3 separate regions of the Homo sapiens genome follow, and regions 1 and 3 are each linked to region 2. Evidence: chromatin contacts called from ENCODE Hi-C or POLR2A ChIA-PET data. All regions are on one chromosome and are shown on one strand. The core of a region is the stretch at or near the end of the contact, and the rest is flanking DNA. Distances in the headings are between cores, read along the strand shown. Region 1 overlaps ARAP1 (ArfGAP with RhoGAP domain, ankyrin repeat and PH domain 1). Region 2 overlaps ARAP1 (ArfGAP with RhoGAP domain, ankyrin repeat and PH domain 1). Region 3 overlaps ARAP1 (ArfGAP with RhoGAP domain, ankyrin repeat and PH domain 1).

Region 1 (2,845 bases), core at 328-2,827, 34 kb before region 2:
ATGCAGACTGCTCCACTCTGTGGCCTTCCTTCTCTCACAGTGACACCTGGTTCTTTCGGCCAGAGATTGGTATAGACAGAAAGATAGGAACGGGTAGGGGTGAAGGAGAAGGAGGTGGCATTAGAGGCCGCTAAGGCTATGAAGCTGGTTCCTGGCTCAGCCTGTAGGGCCTGGGTCTCCTTCAAGGTGAAGAGGTTCTGTTGATGCCATGTGCAAGTGGCCCTCCTTTACTGAATTATCAGTAAGCCTGGAGACTGAGGCTCGGAGAGGAAGGGACCTGCTCAAGGTCCCAAACCAATGAGTTGAGCTGAGTTCAAGCCCAGGTCTGCCTGGCTCCAAGCCCTGTCTCTAGTTAATTGAGTAACCACACATCTCATTTGACGTGGGACAGGCCCTGTTTATGCCTGCTGCCCTGACATAGTTATTAATAGTGCCTCTTTTAACTCTTAGAAGTGTTTGTGGTTTATACAATGAATTATGTGGTCATGGGTAAGAGGAGGGTGACCTTGGGCAGGGCAGTGATGTGTTCCCTCTCAGATGAGTCCTGAGACCTGGTGGCCCATGGGAGGAGACTGGCCTCAGAGAAGCCCTGGGACCCTGGCATGGCCTTGTTTGCTCGGCTGTGGTGCTGGGCTGCCAGGGTTCAAATACCAGCTGTGGCATCAAGAACAAATAATCCAACATCCCTGTGCCTCGGTTTCCTCCTCTGTAAAGTGGAATCATCACGAGCCTTACCTTACAGAGCACTGTGAGTAGATGAATGAAGAATCCATGTCAAGTGCTCAGAAAATGCCTGGGAACACATACACGTAGACACGCACACACAGAGTTAATGAATCCAGGTGTTTGTAAGTCCCTGCTGAGTGCTGGAGATACCCCAATGAGGATGGGATGTCCATGGTCTGCCTCTCAACTTCTGCACAAGCTGCACCCTCCTCTTACCCATTCTGCATTTTGCCTACCCACCATGTCACCTAACCCCCAGGCATGAGGTCTGCTGCATGTATTTTCTCTGATTCTATAAAATAGATTTAGGCTGAGGGCCCAGGCTGGGGTGAACCAACCCCTTAGCTGCCCGGGGTGCCTAGTCTCTCGGGAATAGTGGGTAAGCAGGTGGGTTCACATGCCCCTTGGGTAGAGGGGAGAGGGAGCTGCAGTGCGGGGTGAGTGGGGAGCAGCTCTGTGGGAGAATCTTGGAGGTTGCCTAGAGGAGGAGGCCGGCTGAGCTGCATTTTGAGGTGGAGGTGGGCTTCTGTGGGCTACGGGAGGGAGAGGGCAGAGGAGGATGAAACTGTGTGAAGGCTTGGAGGTGGCGCCATTGAGGACGTGGTCCAGTGGGTGACAAGTCAGTGGGTGACATCCAAGCCGGGCCTCAGCTGGACCTCGGGATTGGAGCGGGGCCTACTCTTAGGGGTGCAAGCAGTGAGAGGCTGGGACTTGGGCTATGGCGGGGGCATTCTGTGGGCCCTGTTCTCGGTAGGGGGTCACTGCCTTTTCCCTGGGGTTTTCCCACATGTTGTGCCTTCCTGAAAGCACTTCTCCTTTCCTGGGCTCCGTCCTGACTCAGCAGTGCCCTGATACCCTGTGGTAAGCAGGCAGGCAGGGAGCAGCCAGGAGACTTCCTGGAGAAGGTGGCTAGAATTTCCCAGATGCTTCCGAGAGGCCCCTGTGTTCCACCTTCGTGAGACACGGTCCCTTCCCTGTGGAAGCTCTGCTGGGAGAGGAGCCCTTTGCATCTGTTTCCCTCTCCCTTCTTGCCGTGGGCAGGGCAGTGATGTGTTCCCTCTCAGATGGGTCCTGAGACCTGGCTGCCCATGGGAGGAGGCTGGCCTCAGAGGAGCCCTGGGACCCTGGCATGGCCTCATTTGCTCAGCTGTGGTACTGGGCTGCCAGGGTTCACATCCCAGCTGTGGCACCAAGAACAAATAACCTAGCATCCCTGTGCCTCGGTTTTCTCCTCTGTAAAGTGGAATCATGACAAGCCTTACAGAGCGCTGTGAGTAGATGAATGAAGAATCCATGTCAAGTGCTCAGAAAATGGCTGGGAACACACACATGTAGACACGCATACACACAATTAATGAATCCAGGTGTTTGTAAGTCCCTGCTGAGTGCTGGAGTTACCCCAATGAGGAAGGAGGGTGTGGAGCTTGCTTCAGGGAACGTGCCTGCTGCCCAAGATGCACAGACCCGTCGCAGTTGATCAGGACAGTGATGGGAGATGCACTGTGGTGCCAGAGGAGGGGGGCTGATGCTGCCGGACCCCAGGGATGCGGACGAGCAGGTGGGCAGTTTTTATTTATGGTTACCACCTTCCCCTCAGCTCTGGCCCTCAGACCTGGGGGAGCTTTGGGAGCCAGGCTCCCTCAATCCTGCTTGGCATTGGAGAGATGGCACCTGTCCCCACCTCCCTGGACTGAGGTCTGACTGGCCCTGGCCTGACAGCTTGGAATTCTGCTCTCTGCTGATCCCAGGCCGGGTTTCCAAGGCGCCTTCCTCTTGGGCTCTGGGAGGCAGCAGTGATGGATTGATTTGCCCATCAAGAAGTCTCTAAGGGAATCGCAGGTGACCAGCTGGGGCCAGCACCCCAGCTCATGCTCTTGGGCCTTCAGGCACTCCCTCAGTTGCTTGGTCATCGTTCACCCCTTCCGTTGCCTTCCCTTCCACCTGCCCACCTGTCCACCCACCTTGTCCACATGCTATTGCTACTGACTGGGCTGCGGGGGTACCAAGTCAGATGCTGCCCCTGCCCCAAAGGGACTCAGGTCATGTAGGGGAGACGGCCTGGTGCAGTGCCCACCAGGGGGTCTTCATAGGTCCAGCTGTGAGAGTACGTTCCGACTCA
Region 2 (2,986 bases), core at 226-2,725:
TTTGGTTCACACCATTCAAAGGAGCCCCTTCTGCCTGGCCCTGGAAGCTGGGAGTCCCCTCTGCCTGGCCCTGGGAGCTGGGAGCCTGGCTGATTGGAGTGCTCCCCGGCTGGCAGTGGAGAGTGGCTGCAGCAGCTGCAGCAGCTTCAGCGGGGCGCCAGCCCCTCTGGGCCTTCACAAAATACCTGTGGGTCTCTTGCCTTCCTGCAGCTTCTGCGCAACGTCTGAGCACAGGAGCCCATCCTTGGCTCTAGGATTCCGCCGCTGGAAGCCTTCTGTTCAGACACCCCTTATGCTCCAAGGCCTGATGTGAGCCAGCGGGGGGTGCATGGGAAACTGCACCCCACAACCCACATCCTCCATCCTGACTGCAGCATGGGGTTCCCCGGCAGGGGTGGGAGGCAGCAGGGGTCAGCCTGGGCAGGAACCTCTCCCAACTCTGTCCAGGTGTTCAGACCTCTTGGCCCAACCTGCTCACCCCACCGGGTTCACTGTCCTTGTGGGGCTGGAGAGATGGGCATAAGTCAGGAACTTGGGAGGACCACCACCCTTTCAGAGGCGTGAGGCCCTGGGGCCCTGCCGGAAGGGAGCCCCCTGCTCCTCCCAACAAACTCCAGAACAGCAGAAAGCGGGTGCTGTAGAGGAGCACTCAGCTCACGGGGAGGGAGCTCTTGGCTGAGCTTCTACAGGGCTGAGAGCTGCGCTTTGGGGACTTCAGCCTTCCTTCCAGTCTGGGCTGAGTGGGGGGTCCAGACTACCTGATGCCCCTTCCCCAATTTGGGGACTTTTTGATAATATAAATATATCTGTATATTTTACCCTATGGTGCTGAGGCCTGTGATTGGCTAAGGGGATTGGGCGTCCTGGGGTAGGAGGGGACAGGAGGTCGGGAAGCCCAGGGGTGAGTGCCTAGTGCCTGAAGCTGAGAACCTAGGCCTTGCTTTCTCCAGGCCCTGAGCTATTCAGACGACCCCCTTCCCCAAGCAGAGCCCTGGCTTGACTCCATGCCTTCCCCATTGTACTATCCTGCAGCCAGGCTGGGAATGCCGGTCCTTTCCTGGCCAGCACTGACCCTGGCTGGACACAAGCCCCTGTCCTGCTGCAGTCCGAGTCTGAGTCCCAGCTGGGGCCTGGGTGTGGTGTGTCAGTGACTCAGGCCTGGCAGCCCTGCAGCAGCCCCCTGCTGGAGACACAAGGTCAGAGCCACAGGAGCCTGAGGAAATTGAGAAGAAGCACCTTTGGGTCACCTGTGGCCCCAGTGCCTACCCCTCCAGAGGTGGGGCCTGCCATGCACCAGGGGGCTGCCCTCACTGGGCACTGCCTGGCCATCTCCACTAAGAAGATGAGGCCCTGGCCTGCAGAGGAAATAATGAGTTGCTCAGAGATGGGTTTGGGACTCCCTGGGGAGGTGCCAGACACCACATTCCCGCCTCTGCCTAGAGCCTCATTACCACCCGCTCTTCGGGGGCTCAGTGGGCGGACAGGCTGACCTCCATCCTTAGCCTCAGCCAGTGGGGCTGGGCAGAGTGGGTGGGGATGGGCCATGTGACCTCCGACTCAGGCATCCAGCTCAGTGGGGAGCCTGGGTCCAGCGGAAGACTTGGGGAGCTGGACTCCAGGTTCCCTCTCGCTGTCTCAGGAAGGGGAGGTATATGGCAGGAGACTGGAACCGGTTCCCTGAGTCCTACTGACCTATTTCACAGGCTGGGGCTAAGCCCCTTGAGTCTCCCACCTCCTGTGGGTCGCTCTGGCCAGATCCACAGGTCGAATGTCTGACCCTTCTGCCTCCAGCCAGGACAGGTTGGACCCCCTTATCCAAGTGCTGAGGGGCTGGAATCCGCTCCTGGATCTGACCTTGCACTGCCCAGCCAGCCCTGAGGCCCACCTGAGTGGGTGAGACTGGAGGCGCCCCCTGCTCTGCTAAGGCCACTGCCCCAGCTCAGCGTGCTGGCTGCAGTCCTGCACTAGGCCACAAGGCGGCAGCCATGGACCACTCATCATTGCTGGAATCAAAGCAGGGTCTGGAGGATGCCTGAGTGGTGGTCCTGGCCCAGACCTTTCTCTGCTGGGGTGTGAAGCGGGACCCAGTTCTGCCTTTGGCCTGCAGGCTGGTGACATTCTGGAAGGCAGCACCATACAGGAATGTGCATTGGAGTCCTGGGCTCTGGGAACCAGGAAGAGGAGGGAACAGCCTTCTACCAAGTACCTGCTGTGAATCGGCCCCTGTGCCCCCTGCACTGTCTGCTCTTGGCAAGGGGGAGCTAGGCCCAGAGAAGGGAGGCAACTTTCCCAAGGTCACACCATGCTCGTGAAGCAGGCCTGAGGTCCATTTCCCCTGCCCTACTTTGGTGGGGTCTCCCTCTTTGACTCCCCTCCTGATTCCAACCCTTTTCTCCTCTTAGAAATGGCCTGAGGCAGGGGGTCTGAACTGTCAGGAGTTAGTGATGGCTTAAAGTGATTTCCCTCTGGTAAGGGGTAGGGGTGACATCCAAACAGGAGCCTCAGGGCCTCAGCCGGAATGAAATATGCCTGTGACAACAGTGTTGGATGGGTTAGGGGCAGGAGGCTCTGCTGGTCCTTGTCGCAAGGATTCCTAAAAATGGGGCCTGTTGGGACCCTGGATGGTTTGCTCATTCACATATTATTTGAAGTTGGGTTGCCATGGATGAGTTGAAGACCCCAGACCTGGACCTGCAGAGGGGCCAGGAGCAGCTCTTGGAAAGGGAGGGGCTTCCTGGACAAGGAAGTGCTCCTGAGCCAGCTTTGAAGACCGGAGGCCTTGCCAGGTGTGGTTGGGGTAGAGGTTGAAATACTGAAATATTGGGGGAGGAGGACAGGGCTTCAAGGACCAACCCAAATCCAGGCCTAGCCCCTGGGGAATACGGGGAGCCCTGGGAAAGAAGGCCGAGGCACGTCAGAGCCTGGATGGTGAGGGCACTGCAGGTGAAGGGGAGGCTGGGGGGCAGAGGGGAGAGGGGCAGGGAGG
Region 3 (2,818 bases), core at 181-2,680, 54 kb before region 2:
AGTGACTGCCTGACGGCAGAGGAGTGAGCAGAAGAGCACGCTGGCCTCCAGTACACATGCGGTGGCGTGTCATGGTCATCTGGGTGCCAGGCTCTAGGAGGCAGGGAGTGACAGCTCTACTTTGTGGAGGGGAAACTGAGGCTCAGAATGTGATGTGACTTGCCCCAGGCTTCAGACAAGAAATGGTGGAGCCAGGACTGGAACCAGACTTGCCTTGCATACTGGGTGGGGAGGGGGCCCAGGCCTGGAGCCGAGGGACATTGCTGATAGACCCCCAACTCCCCACCAGCAAGCTGAGGCAGCTCTTCATTCCCCCGGCTCTGGGGTCCCACTCAGTCCTCACTGCCCTGAGGGGCTGCTCCCCATCAGCCACCAGCACTCCGGAGACCCCAGAAGACAGGCCACACCACACATGGGCCAGGACAGGAATCTCCTGGTGCCAGGGAGAGTTATAGGGCAGAGATGCGGCCTGGGGTAGGACAGGAGACCCCAGTGTGCCTTCCTGAGACTGTTATGTGGTGGCCACCAGTCCCCGAGAGATGGAAAATAGGCTGCTTGGCCCAGAGATCGGTCAGCTGCCCACTCGAAGGCTGTACCTGCTGCCTTTCCTGGCAGGGCTGGAGGGAGGTGGCTTCTGCAGAGGCGTGGGGGCCACTTCTGCACCCTCTGGGCTGGGAACCCAGCCCCCACTAGTTCCTCATATCTGCGGAAGTGCCTCTAACACTCTTGCCTGAGTGAGCGGAGCCTGGAGAAGGCCCAGGAGGGCAGCAGACCGAAGAGGCCCTATGCAGAGGTATCACCTGGTGACTGGGCCGGGGAGGGGGCCAAGGGTGGGGTATTGGGCTGTGGGGTTGTTGCACACAGTTGAATTGCTGGTAGGAGCTGTGTGTGGTGGGAAAGGGCAGATCTGAGGTGTGGCCATTGGGTGGGGTGGTAGGTGTGTGTGGCCCTGGGAGATGTGTGGCCCTTGAGGTAGTGTGAGGTGTGCATTTGTGGTACCAGTGGGGTGTGGTTTGTAGACCCAGGCCTGGCCAGAGCTGGCTGTGTATGTTCTTGGTTCCTGTTGGGGAGCTCCGAGGAGTTTCCTGAGGTCTGGATGCTGGGGTCGCTGCCCTGCCTGCCTGTGCTGGGACAGCTGGGCCCAGGGTAGGGGATGAGGCTGTATAAGGGAGGTGGTGGTGGACAAGCTGAGGCCTCAGTTAGGACCCCTAGCCTGCCTTCCTCCCCTCCTTGCTCCCCATAGGGCTAGGTCTTTCCTTGAACCCAGGGCAGAGGCCTGTGCGGAGGGGAGCTGAGGATGCAATCAGGGGAGGCGGCCTGGCCAAGAGGACTCCAGAGCTGGGTGTGGAAAGGGTTAGGACCTTTAAGGCTGCCCTGATCCAGGGCTGACTCATGCAAATCAGAATGCAAAACAGGCTCAGGGAGGCCTCAAGAGAGAGCCACACCCACACGGTCAGCAGACTATGCAGGTGACGGAGGGCCAGCCATTGAGCCTTTCTCTCTAAACATCTTCTGTTCCCACCCCACTGACATCTCCTGTCACCAAATTCACCAGGTCCTTTTCTGTCCCTGGGCTTTGCACACCCAGTCCCCTTTGCCTGGAATGGCCTCCACCTGGCCACCTCCTACTTATCCTTCAAGGCCCAAGTCAGGGGTTCCTTCTAGAAGCCTCCCTTACTTCACCAGACAGAAGCAGTCACGTCCTCTGAAGGCCCCGTGAGCTCCAGCAGGTGACCTGGTGAGTTTCTACCTCACACAGCTTCCATGACATTGACATAGAGAAGAATCACAGGCCTTAGGGTTGTTATAAGAACAAATGAGGGACTGGGTGCGGTGGCTCACGCCTGTACTCCCAGCACTTTGGGAGGCCAAGAGGGGAAGCTCGCATGAACTCAGGAGTTCGAGACCAGCCTGGGCAACGTGGCAAAACCCCATCTCTACAAAAAGTACAAATATTAGCCAGGCATGGTGCATGCCCCTGTAGTCCCAGCTACTCTGGAGAGGCTGAGGTAGGAGGATCACTTGAGCCCAGGAGGCTGAGGTTGCAGTGAGCTGAGATCACACCACTGCACTCCAGCCTGGGTGACAGAGTGACCCTGTTTCAAAAAAAAAAAAAAGAACAAATGAGATGAAGGAGAAAATCTAGCAGGGGCTGGGCACATGGTTGCCAAATGGTGTGCATTTAGGGAAAGAAGGAAGCTGGAGGGTGCCTGTCTTTGGCTAAGGCTCTGGGTCATCTTCTTGCTGGGCCGGTGAAACAGGTCACTAGTCAGTAGTGGGTAGAGATATTACCATGGAGTTGCTGGGCTGGGACAGAGAAGGGGTGATGAGATTTGAACTCTGACCTTGGGGTTGAAATGGTAGGTAGAGGACAGAAGGGCAAAAGTTTTGGTTCCAGCAAGAAGTACTCAAGCCAGACGTGAAGAAGGACTGGCTGACAAGGATTAGAGATTCCAGGCGACCCTTACCTCTGGACTGGGACTGAGTGCACCTGTGAGCCCAGCCAGGTCCTGGGCACCACTGTGGACAGCAGAGGAGATAAGAAGGGGTATGGACTCTCAGGATACTCCAGGATACATGGGGGATTGGGTGGAGGTGGACCCCCACAAAACAAGCAACCAAAGAGAGAGCAGAAGCAGTGCCGAGATATGGGGCTCAGCCTCAGAGGACTAGGAGCTTGAGGGGGCAGTCAGGGCAGACTTTTTGGAGGAGCTGGCCTGGAGCCACCTGAAGATGGGAGGATGTGGTTTACTCACTCATTGTCAGCAGACAACTTTGGGGGCTCCCTGTTTGCCAGGCCAGTGCCTACTGTGAGAAG

Evidence for each region. Hi-C counts contacts between places; a loop is a spot of excess contacts on that map. ChIA-PET counts read pairs that join two places held with the same protein, here RNA polymerase II (POLR2A). Pooled maps may share reads with other maps.
Region 1: a loop to region 2 is called in a map of CD8-positive, alpha-beta T cell, with 7 times the contacts of the local background. The contact joins two enhancer-like sites. A Hi-C loop is called at or near these places in 5 of 168 maps with a recorded cell type or tissue (B cell, CD4-positive, alpha-beta memory T cell, CD8-positive, alpha-beta T cell and 2 more), 1 of 37 single-sample maps with no recorded cell type and 9 of 50 pooled maps. POLR2A ChIA-PET finds 5 or more read pairs at or near these places in 13 of 52 experiments (A673, BJ, Caco-2 and 10 more).
Region 3: a loop to region 2 is called in a pooled map, with 2.0 times the contacts of the local background. The contact joins two enhancer-like sites. A Hi-C loop is called at or near these places in 4 of 168 maps with a recorded cell type or tissue (B cell, CD4-positive, alpha-beta memory T cell, CD8-positive, alpha-beta T cell and 1 more), 1 of 37 single-sample maps with no recorded cell type and 10 of 50 pooled maps. POLR2A ChIA-PET finds 5 or more read pairs at or near these places in 5 of 52 experiments (GM12878, HEK293, OCI-LY7 and 2 more).

What each region holds. Positions count from the first base shown.
Region 1 is chr11:72,716,908-72,719,752 of GRCh38, reverse strand. The region is part of intron 3 of ARAP1 (ArfGAP with RhoGAP domain, ankyrin repeat and PH domain 1); the gene reads left to right. Among named protein-coding and RNA genes, the nearest start is that of ARAP1-AS2, 18 kb to the right of the region's middle. RefSeq lists enhancers at 170-239, 1,324-1,824, 2,129-2,629 and a silencer at 470-549. Within about 2 kb of position 1,577, at least 2 of the 41 ENCODE cell types and tissues checked have a DNase peak (open chromatin) inside an H3K27ac peak, as active enhancers do.
Region 2 is chr11:72,682,906-72,685,891 of GRCh38, reverse strand. It overlaps ARAP1 (ArfGAP with RhoGAP domain, ankyrin repeat and PH domain 1), which reads left to right. Exons shown (of 35, transcript NM_001040118.3): 35 at 211-823. The coding sequence ends at 228. Among named protein-coding and RNA genes, the nearest start is that of PDE2A, 10 kb to the right of the region's middle. RefSeq lists an enhancer at 599-1,158. Within about 2 kb of position 1,475, at least 10 of the 41 ENCODE cell types and tissues checked have a DNase peak (open chromatin) inside an H3K27ac peak, as active enhancers do.
Region 3 is chr11:72,736,928-72,739,745 of GRCh38, reverse strand. The region is part of intron 1 of ARAP1 (ArfGAP with RhoGAP domain, ankyrin repeat and PH domain 1); the gene reads left to right. Among named protein-coding and RNA genes, the nearest start is that of ARAP1, 14 kb to the left of the region's middle. RefSeq lists an enhancer at 2,607-2,706. Within about 2 kb of position 1,430, at least 17 of the 41 ENCODE cell types and tissues checked have a DNase peak (open chromatin) inside an H3K27ac peak, as active enhancers do.